2 separate regions of the Mus musculus genome follow, and region 2 is linked to region 1. A link is a loop called in an ENCODE intact Hi-C map of the cell type or tissue named here. Cell type or tissue: heart. All regions are shown on one strand.

What was found. A loop is a pair of places that touch in the nucleus more often than their neighbours do. Peaks named below come from ENCODE experiments on the same cell type or tissue, not always from the same donor. Only the 100,000 strongest peaks of a DNase experiment are listed, where the experiment ranks them.
Region 2: it touches region 1 in a loop (9-fold over the local background); 9 of 42 quality-filtered maps call a loop at or near these places.

Annotation. Positions count from the first base shown.
Region 1 is chr9:67,756,687-67,761,686 of GRCm38, reverse strand. C2cd4b (C2 calcium-dependent domain containing 4B) reads right to left here and starts at 2,250. Exons shown (of 2, transcript NM_001081314.2): 1 at 2,171-2,250; 2 at 754-2,003. The coding sequence starts at 1,963. The coding sequence ends at 941. M5C1000I18Rik (RIKEN cDNA M5C1000I18 gene) reads left to right here and starts at 1,457. Exons shown (of 2, transcript NR_153961.1): 1 at 1,457-2,539; 2 at 2,644-2,974. In heart, a CTCF peak has its summit at 2,889 (motif pointing left); DNase peaks (open chromatin) are centred at 1,376 and 2,316; H3K4me3 peaks cover 2,388 bases; H3K27ac peaks cover 1,373 bases; H3K27me3 peaks cover 2,129 bases.
Region 2 is chr9:67,872,834-67,877,833 of GRCm38, reverse strand. It overlaps Vps13c (vacuolar protein sorting 13C), which reads right to left. Exons shown (of 85, transcript NM_177184.4): 9 at 3,920-3,979; 10 at 1,548-1,607. Among named protein-coding and RNA genes, the nearest start is that of Vps13c, 35 kb to the right of the region's middle. In heart, a CTCF peak has its summit at 2,215 (motif pointing right); no DNase peak of the experiment used is centred here; H3K27ac peaks cover 1,413 bases.

The DNA.
Region 1 (5,000 bases):
GAATGCCCACCCCCACCATCACCTTGAACTCCTATTTTCTTCCTTTACCTCTGCTCGCACAATATATGAAGAATTCTCTTTCAAAAGGGTTCTATTTCTTCTCAGAGGGGATTCTCTTCACCAACGCCATTGTACTAGAAGAGAGTTCTATGTGCATTATATGTGCATTGAAGGGAGAGTGGAAATTACACCACCTAACTCTGTAAAAACATTGTAATAGATCTGTCTGGAATGATGTTGAAAACATTATCACAATATCGTGTGTGCACAATTGCCCTCAGAGGTCAAGTTACAACCTCTGATGTTGTTCAATTGTCATCCACCTTATTCTTTGGGACAGGGTCTCCCATTGGTCACCAATAAGGCTAGACTGGAGAGTTATCAAACACCAAGGATGTAGCTGCTTGTCTATCCCTCTCCAGCCTTGCGCTTACAATTGTGTATCACCGGCCTCAGCTTTTTAAAGATAGGTTTACCAGGACAGGATTCAGTACATCTCGCCTGCATGGCAAGCACTTCACCAGTGAATGAACCTTCCTTCCAGTGGGGAAAAGCAAGCATGTGAGTGTGCTTCTGTTCTTATTCTTCCACTCTGGGGTAAATACGTTCTTTACGTTGTTGGTTTTCCCTTTTTACTATTAAAATGGTCTGGAAAAGGAGCAGATACTGTAAATAGACGGGGGGGGGGGCATTACTTTTCCTTTTGCTTCCAAAAAGCGATCAGAAAAGTGAAAAAACATCAATGCTGCAAGATTATAGATAGAAAAATAAATAACTTTTATTTTGTACAAAAGGGAAAGTGCACCAGAGCCAAAAGGCTGTTGTGTGTGTCCCGGGGATAAGCCACTGTCAAGAGGCCTTGAGTATCTGAGGGCCAAGAGTCTCTGTGCATCTCAAGGCGACTCAACCTTAAATGTCCAGAGCACCAGGGAAGCCGCGCTCATAGCAGTAGCAGAGAGCCCAGCAGCAGCTCGCCCTGGCCCAGCGGTCGTCCGCGCTCCAGCCCGCGGCCCTTGCTCTCCGCCTTGATGCGCACGGCCAGGCGGCGCAGCTGCTCCTCCGGGAGCCGATCGAAGCAGCAGTCCTGGTCCAGGGCGGCCTTGCGGCTGCGGCGGACCACACTGGCGCGCTGCTGGCCCGACGGCCTCAGCACCAGGCTGAGGCGGCAGCCCAGGGCGCGGGGCTCCAGCGCGGCGGCCGGGCCCTCAGCGCGCAGCAGGCGGAGGCGGAGGCAGGCGCTGCGCGGACAGTACTCGGCCGCCAGGCGCAGCGTGCAACCCCCGCGGCCCAGAGCCACGCTGGCTTCAGCTTGCAGGCGCTCGGGATCCGGGCTGCTGGGGACCGGGGGCGCGCAGGAAGCGGCGCGCTCGTGCTCGTCGCCGCGGGGCGCGGGGCGCGCGCTGGCCCGGCCGCGGGGAGCCCGCAGCGCGCGGCTCAACAGACCATCGGGGGCGCGGAGGAGGCGGCGCATACGGGGCACTGGAGCGGCTGGTGGGGTTTTGTCCAGGTCGCGCGGGGCGCCGAGCTCAGAGTCCGATGCTCGGCGCGGACTCGCGTAGGTGTGCGCACGGTGGCAAAGTCCCAGCCTGGGGGTGCCGGGGTGGCCGAGGAAGAGCGACTCCTTCCGGCGCGTGTGCGGGCTCTCGAGCAGCGCGCAGAAGCCGTAAACGGTGCGCGCGCGGGGCAGGTGCGGCAGCGAGAGCGCAGCCTGGGAGCGCGGGTCCCAGTCGGTGCGACCCGCGCAGTCTTCGTCACTGTCTTCGCGGTCGTCAGGGATGCGCGGCCACAGGTCCGGTTCGGCCGCGCAGCGCCAAGGCAGTGCGGCAGCGGGAAGCGGTGATTCGAGAGCGCCGGGGACCTGCAGCCGCGGGGGGATGCAGAACTCTGGGATGCGGCCCGGGGTGAGCACGTTGGAGAAGGCAGGCTCAGGAGTGGAGGAGCGAAGTCGACCGAGAAGCTTCATCCTTCTAGCTTATGCCCGAGCGTGGCGGATACACGAGCGTCTGCAACACAGAGAAAAACTGTTGAATTTGGGCTCCTGAAGTCCAGTGGATCCCTTCTTTGACCCTCTGGAAGTACCCACAAATCTAGGGCTCCGGGTCAGCACGAATCAACCTTTGGAGCATCCTCATGGTAACAAACTATATACATGAATATATAGAAATCAGACCTTTTCTTCTTCAGTCTCGCTGGGTCCGACTAGTCGCAGGAACGAAGCAGGTGACGTGTAGTTCACAGCTAGGGCTCCACCTTCAGCACTGCAGCTGTGACAGTGGCGCTCCAAACTTATACCTTAGTGGAAGTCACGCCCAGGCTCCAAGAGGCCAATCCGAAGAGGTAACAGACCGAACCCGCCTTTCAGCCGTCCCTTCCCACTAAATCTCCAGCTGCTAGCTGTATAGGTGTCGCAGGAGCTGGCTCTGGGACTTACATTGGCTGTCCCTTTGCTGGAGCGCCATTTACAGATGAGTAAAGGGCATCCTGTCACCATGCGAAAGAGAATTTGGTAGTTCAAAGTGTTTGTGGCCTCTCAGAGAAGGTGAGGAAGGAGGAAGAAACGTGAAGTTGAATTTAGCAACTAAGTAAATCCGATCCTTCCACTGGGCACCTGACTCATAAGCTCCCCTGGGTTCTATTTTTCAGGATGCATACCTGTTTCCAAGCACAGACTAAACTTGGCATGTCCGTTTAGGATGGGGTTATGTGCAGAACGTTTTGCGAAATTGAAAACGCATTAGTCCGCCTACGTTTAACATATCCAGACTGCTTGGATTCGACACTGGACTAAAAGGTTGGAGTAAAGTGGTTGCATTCACTTTAATTCAAAAATCGTAGATACTGACTAAGTCCCGGGTCAGCAGCTTAGTTAGCCTCTGTCTCCCTCTGCTGGACTGTCCTTGATATCACCATGGTCTGGGCTACCTGATGCCCTAAGTACTGGTGATTTGGGTAAATAAATAAAGTGCAAAATCCTATGAATGACTTGGGGGGAGATTTTGGGCAGATCCCTAAAAATACTTGATTTTCCAAAATTACCCTTTTCTTTCTGCCCTAGCCAAACCTATCCAGAGGCAGGGGGTTGGGGTGATGGGGAAGTGGAGGTCGGTGGGGATAGACAGGGGGACCTTACAGTTAATCCAAAGACACTCTTATTTTCTGAGATAAAGATGAAATGAGGCCGGCATGGTGGCGCATGCCTTTAATCCCAGCACTCGGGAGGCAGAGGCAGGTGGATTTCTGAGTTCAAGGCCAGCCTGGTCTACAAAGTGAGTTCCAGGACAGCCAGGGCTATACAGAGAAACCCTGTCTCAAAAAACCAAAGTAATAACAATAATAATAATAAAAGAAAGATGAAATGAGGGTTTGGGGAAGCTCCACGAAGGCTAAAGAGAGCCTCTTAGTATGGAGATCTGCTCTGTGTCTGCCATGTGCTACTTCCCGGGGCTGAAATGCCTCTTCTTTGTTTTGTGTCTTCTAAGGGGGTGGGAAATTATGAATGACCCCCAGGACTCACACACAGCAAACAAATACTGCTACTGAATCACATCCCCAGACCTACTGAGTTATTTTGAGAGAGGTCCTTGCTAAGGTGCCCAGGCTGTCCTTGAATTCAGTGTAACCCAGGCAGGCTTTGAACTTGCAGTCCTTCCTGAGTGCTGGAAATACCGGCAGAGGCCACCAGACACAGCTGACTTTTAACTTTCTGTATGCATCAGCCCTGACAGGAACTGTTGGGACCCTGCAAGCCTCAAGAGGGGCAGGGGAAAGATCCATGCAAGAAAAAGACTGAAACTTGAGTCAGCACCACCTTTGAAAGTGGAAGAGTTTGACCCCAGGGTTGATTTTTATCTTACGTTTTAAATACAGTAAAATGTTGGAGAAAGGTTTCCGGGTGACATTTAGAACAAAGCTTTAGGCATAGTGACATAGGAACTCCCTAGCAAAGTAGGAAAGCGCCTGTGACCTTTACGATAGGAATGGGTTCTGTTGACTGCTGACCAGTGCTCCTGGCTAGGGGCTAAGGAGTAAGGATGTATACTCGGCTTAAGGATGGAATCTATTGGTAGATGATGCAAAGTACATGGGACCTCCTTCAGGAGGAAGGGTTCTATTTGCTGAGACAAAGCTCGGGACTAAGGGGAATCAGAAAAGCTGGCTCCCTAGAATAGTAAAAAAAAAAAAAAAAAAAAAAAAAAAAATCACCAGGTTGTCAGCCACCATCCACTCCCCCCTTCTGGGTGACCAGGCATCAGTAATCATCCTTTGGAGTCTGGTTTTTCCAGTGGTTTCTTTAAGCTTTCCATGACCTAATTCCCTGTCTGCAGTTCGTCTCCCTCCCGCCAAGCAGTCTATAGACCGCTGTTATATTTCTCATGATACTTTGGAAATTTTGATTGGCAGCTTTTTCTTGCCTAATAGAGTTTCCTAGTACATAAGTCACAGAGTTCCTTGAGACACCATTATGTGTCATGAGTTTTAGAAACATAAATGAATAGTAAAAGTCTGGATGGGAGGAGGAAATGAGAAGAACAAAGGCACCGCTATGAGTGTATTTATGATCCAATAAAATCCCTGTGGTAGAGCCCCAAATTGCCTTCATTCCAGTTACCTTGTCTAGGTCATTAACCTACCATCTTACTCAGTCCCCCCCACCCTTCAATTCCAGCACCAGGGATACAATCTTCGGCAAATACTAAGGTCTCAGTCAATATTTGATGAGTTATATTGTGTTACATTGATAGTAATCTACCATCCAGTTCTTATGACTGTCAGGTGCTTCCAACCACCTATCTCACTAGCCAGCTACATTATTTGATTTCTCATAATAAACCAGTGAGGCAGATGTCTCTGTTTGCCTGATGGGAAACTGAGGTGCACACAAGAGACCTTTCGTAGGGTCATTCAGACTGAACTAGGCCACAGCTGCTGAGTCTTTTCTTGCTAATTTCTGATCATTTCCTTCCTAACTAAGGTATTGTGTGTGACTTATCTGAAACCCA
Region 2 (5,000 bases), 120 kb before region 1:
TTTTAAATTGGCTGTCTTAATCAATTTGTTAAATAGACTATTTCTGAATTTTAAAATAACTCTTGTTGCCTTTGACAGACTTAGGTATTTCATATAGATTGAATGTTCCGATAAGAGAAACATTCTTTTAAACGTGTTTCTGGGAACACAGTTTCAGGAAATTCACATTCGTTCAATTATCAAATAGTAAAAATTTAGCATCTAGCAGACTGTTTGCCTGATAAGGAAATCCAAGCTCCCTGCAGCAGTTATCGGGGCTGCGCTGAGGAGGGCTGTGGGAAGGACCTTATGGGCAGCGAAGCTGGGAGAGCTACAGACTGCAATGGTGGAGGTGCTGGGGAGCAAGCATGCTGAGGAACCACGGCAAGCCCTGACAAGCCCCGCAGTTAAACACAGCACATGCCTGCTCGGGTATGCATGGTGTGCAGCTTAACCACACCACAAGTTACGCTTTCTGCATCTACGACCTCATCTGGCTAGTCTTACATGACCTACCACCTGGGAGGTTGCTTGTGTCCAGACCCTTCACTTGATGGATGAACCTAAACTGCAGCGCAAATAAGTGATCACAGAGTCTCATACGACAAACACTGGCTCCAAACCAGATCTCGGACTCTTCCATGCCTGACTCATCTTTATTAACAAACTACAAAGGCAACATAAGTCCTTAAAGTTCAAGGCATTTTAGGCTCACTTAGTCACCCATATTAAACACATTTTCCCTAATGAGCTAACTTTGCCAAGGAACACGTCAACCCTATTAAAATACCTCTGACACTCAACATGTTTTATTTGTTTGTGCTTTATGAGGGAGAGTGTTAAACTCTCAATCAGTATGAAATACCTAAGTCTGTCAAAGGCAACGAGTATTAGTTTAAAATTCAGAAATAGGTTATTTAACAAATTGATTGACAGCCTATTTAAAATACAGACTCTTAAACTCAAGTGGTTGTATACAGATCACTACGAATCCTGATTGGCTAAAATTTAGAATCAATCAAAACTTATTCCATAAATACATTAAATGTCCAAAGACATCTCAATTTTTAACTTTAAAATGTTAAAAATAAGTTATTACCATACTAAAAGATATTATCAGGATGCCCCCAACTGTGCATACAATATTCCCTGGCATGACACTTGCTAATTTTATAATATACAAAGATTGTGACGTTTCCTCTAAATACCAGCATTTTATATGACCAGAAGTAGTTCCTAAGAGTTGGATCTTTTACTAGAAATCAAATATGCTTATATTTACTCCCATGCCTTCCCAAAGTTCCTGAAGGCTTAGATGTTACTTTTGATCTACCCCCAAAATGTACTGAACACTTTTGCAAAGTTTGCATTGAAATGACTAAATGATTGTACTTTGGGGGCAGAGTGAAATGAGACACCTCTCCAAGCTGGCCCCGATGGCTGGATGCTGACAATGCTGTTCTCTCCTACCAACAGATACTTCTGTTCTAAAAGATCTTATCCACACGAGCACAAAAATTGATCCCCACCAAGAAATTCTAGAACCATGTATATGAAAAATATAATACCTTATATATAATTTTTTCTGCTTCATTTAAAATGCATGGAGTCCAGTGTTCATTAGTTGTCTAAAAAGAAAAGAAGGTCAACTCTTACAAAGCAGTATGTGTCATACACACTTTAGTATCTGTAAGTAATAATCAAATAATTTAGAAAGAAAAGTGTCCAGCCAGATGGCTGAATGGGTAAAATCATTTGCCACCAAATCTAACAACTTGAATTCAACCCCAGGACCCACATGGTCTAAGGGGAAACAGAATCCTACAAGTTGGTCTGATTTTCACTGTGTGTTATGGTGAAGAGATGCCCCCTCCCCTCTCTCCAACACACACACACACACACACACATTTACAAAATAATTTTTTTTTAAGTTTAAACCTTACCTAGGTAGTGTCAGGTAAAGTTTGCTGTTTCTTTATATATTCATATAACAAAAAGAAGCAATGAAATTTAAATTTGAAGGAACTCTGTTTCAACCAGTTTCCTTCATTTAGAAAATTATTGTTGGGTTACTATATGTCTGAAGTCATAGACAGGAATAAAAACAGAGAGCTGGTATGTACAGGTGAAGAAGATACACATCCCTGAGAACTAAAAATTGCTGTAAGGTAGGATGGAAACACAGGGAGTGTGGAAGTCAGCACAACATGTGTGTGGCATGGCTGACAAGGCCAAGTACTAACATCCACTAGGGGGCATTGCTGACGGACTGCCTGACAGATTTCACAAGCTGAAGAGTCAGAAGGAACTAAGTGGGAGTCAGGGAAAGCAGACAGTTCTCAACAAGCCTGGCTAAGGAAAGGGTGGAGAAGAGCTGGTTAGAGTCAGGCCGGGGATGGACACTTAAACAGAGCCTTTTTAAGTTTTGTTGTGAGGAAGAGATAAGAATATTTAAGACTAGCATTAATACCAGCACTCAAGAGGCAGAGGCAGGAGGATCTCCATGAGTTCAAGGCCAGCCTAGTCTACTTAATGAGTTCCAGACAGCCATACATACATAATAAGACTTTTTCTCAAAAATAAAAACAAAATGTGCTTAACTGATTATAGGACGATATAAAGAAAGAGAAAAGCTGATCTGGAAGAGAGGATGACAGAACGCAGGAATGTGGAGACAATGAGACCTGTAGACACGGGGGACCTAATGTGGAAGCAAGGCTGTCACTGAGAAGACAAAAGGAAGAAAGGTGTGTATACAAAAGAGGCAGCAGACTTCCTGACAGCTTCTTATCAGTGAGGCCCAGCAGCTGAAGCAGGACAATGAGCCACACACGTGAGATAGACTCAATCTCACAAAACACAAAAGGGACACTCTCTGAATCAGCTGGTACGTGTAGCTTAGCTAGAAGCCCAGCTCAGTACCTGGGATAACAACATGTTATGGATCTTGTCACACTAAGACAGGGAGAATGAGGGAGGGCGTTAATAAATGCTAAGAAGAAAGTAAAAACAAACAACAAAGGCAAGCCACTCCCTCGCATGAGTTCTAAAACCTGAGCAAAATCACCAGGCTGTAAAAGGGAAAGGCTACACGGGAAAACAAAACAGCAGGCACCAGCACACAGTAGGACCACTTGCACTACACACAGTAAGACCACTTGCACTAGCATGCCTTACAGACCAGGTGAAGTGGTCTGCTAGCTCTCAGGTTTTTTGTTTTTTGTTTGTTTGTTTTTATTTACTTGGTAGACACTCAAAAGTATGGTGTTGTTTATGAAGTCTACTATTTGGCTATTTTCCAGATCAATGACCCCTCTTCTACCCTTAAGAACTCAGGCTCTGGTTGCTACTGAGTGTTAAAAGCTACTTCATGTCCCCAAGTATGTTTCTTACCGCTTAGTTACTTAGAAGAGTAAAAAAAAAAAAAAACACTCTGCCTATACTAACATACCCTATATTGCTTAAAAGAGACTAAAGAGAAAATATATGTATTATAAAATATCTAATCAATATAAATAATTTAACACATCCCAGTCTTCTCTCTCTCCCTCTCTCTCTCTCTTCTTTCCCTTCTTCCTCTCCTCTCCCTCTCTCTCTGCACGCGCGCGCGTGCACACACACACACACACACACACTTTCTCTACTCGCTGGAGATCCTAGAAAATATTACCAAGTACAAGCTCAGAACACTACAGAGACACAGCATCTATTTCTTCTGAATGCTTTAACATTTGTTATGTGGAAGCATTTAAAAAAATCAAGATATTACTAAATATCAATTATTACTGAAAATGGCAAACTTGGAGAAAATGTGCAGCAAGAGAGTTCTTCAGAAACACAAAAGCTGTTTAAAGCAACAGTGTGTCTTAGTCAACTCAGTTCATTTCAGAATAGTAATACTTTACAGATTCCACAGAAGTTTGAAATAAGCCAACATTACCAACAGACTAAATTCTCTCAGGGTGACACCAAATGAAAGCGGCCTTTCTGGATCCGTGATCTACCAAAGAAGAAAGGGAACATTAAATATAAGATGGTGGCGCCTTGCCTTGTCTTGCCTCAGTAGGAGAGGATGTGCCTAGTCCTGCAGTGACTGTATGGGCCAGGGTGGGTTGGTACCCAGTGGGTTGCTCCCCACTCTTCTCAGAGGAGAAGGGGAGGAGAGCATGGGGGTAGGGGCTGTGTGATGCTAGACTGTGATCTGAATGTAAAGTGAACAAATAAATTAATGGGAAAAGAAAGACTGTGAAGCCTTTAAAACAGACAGCATTCCCATAAGTGGTCAGTCCACATAAACAACACCAAATAAATTCAGAGGTTGTTTTTTTTTTTTTGTAACTAAAAATAATGATTTAAAAAGTAGAGGTCATGATTTTGAGACAAAGTTTAGGGAACACAGAAGGAGCTGGAGAGTGTGGCAGGGAGGGTTGGAAATTATATAAATACAGGATTTATATATGCAATTCTCAAAAGAATAAAAAATTTAAATTTAAAATAAAATGTAAACAATAAAAATAATAAATAGGCAGCTGGTGAACACATGTCCAAGAGGAAGTCACACAGCCCAGGACCTGCAAAGACAGGAGCTGGGTGCTGACATGGCTGTGTGTCCATAGAAGCGTTACAACAGCTCCTAGGCCACTAATGTGCTATTTTCCCAGAACTATGACCAGCAGACTCTTGCTTAGATGGTTAGAAAGAGATGGACCTTTGTGTGTATCGTGATGTTCTCCACAAACAATGACGTCAGCACTTTTAGTGACTGCCCCAGCACTTAAGGTTTCCATCTTTGGAAATGTGACCCATCTTTATGGTTTTCCTTCCCTTGACACTTCAAGAGTATCTGGTGAGGAAAGGCTCTAGGTCTTGTGTTTTGCTGAGGTTGTTCTGTTTTTCTTGAAACAGGATCTCACTTTGAAATCCAGCCTGGTCTTGAACTTTCAACCCTCCTCTTGCGGCCACGCTTTAGAATCTTAATATTTACTTGACCAAGTCTATTTATCCCAAACCTACCACGGAGG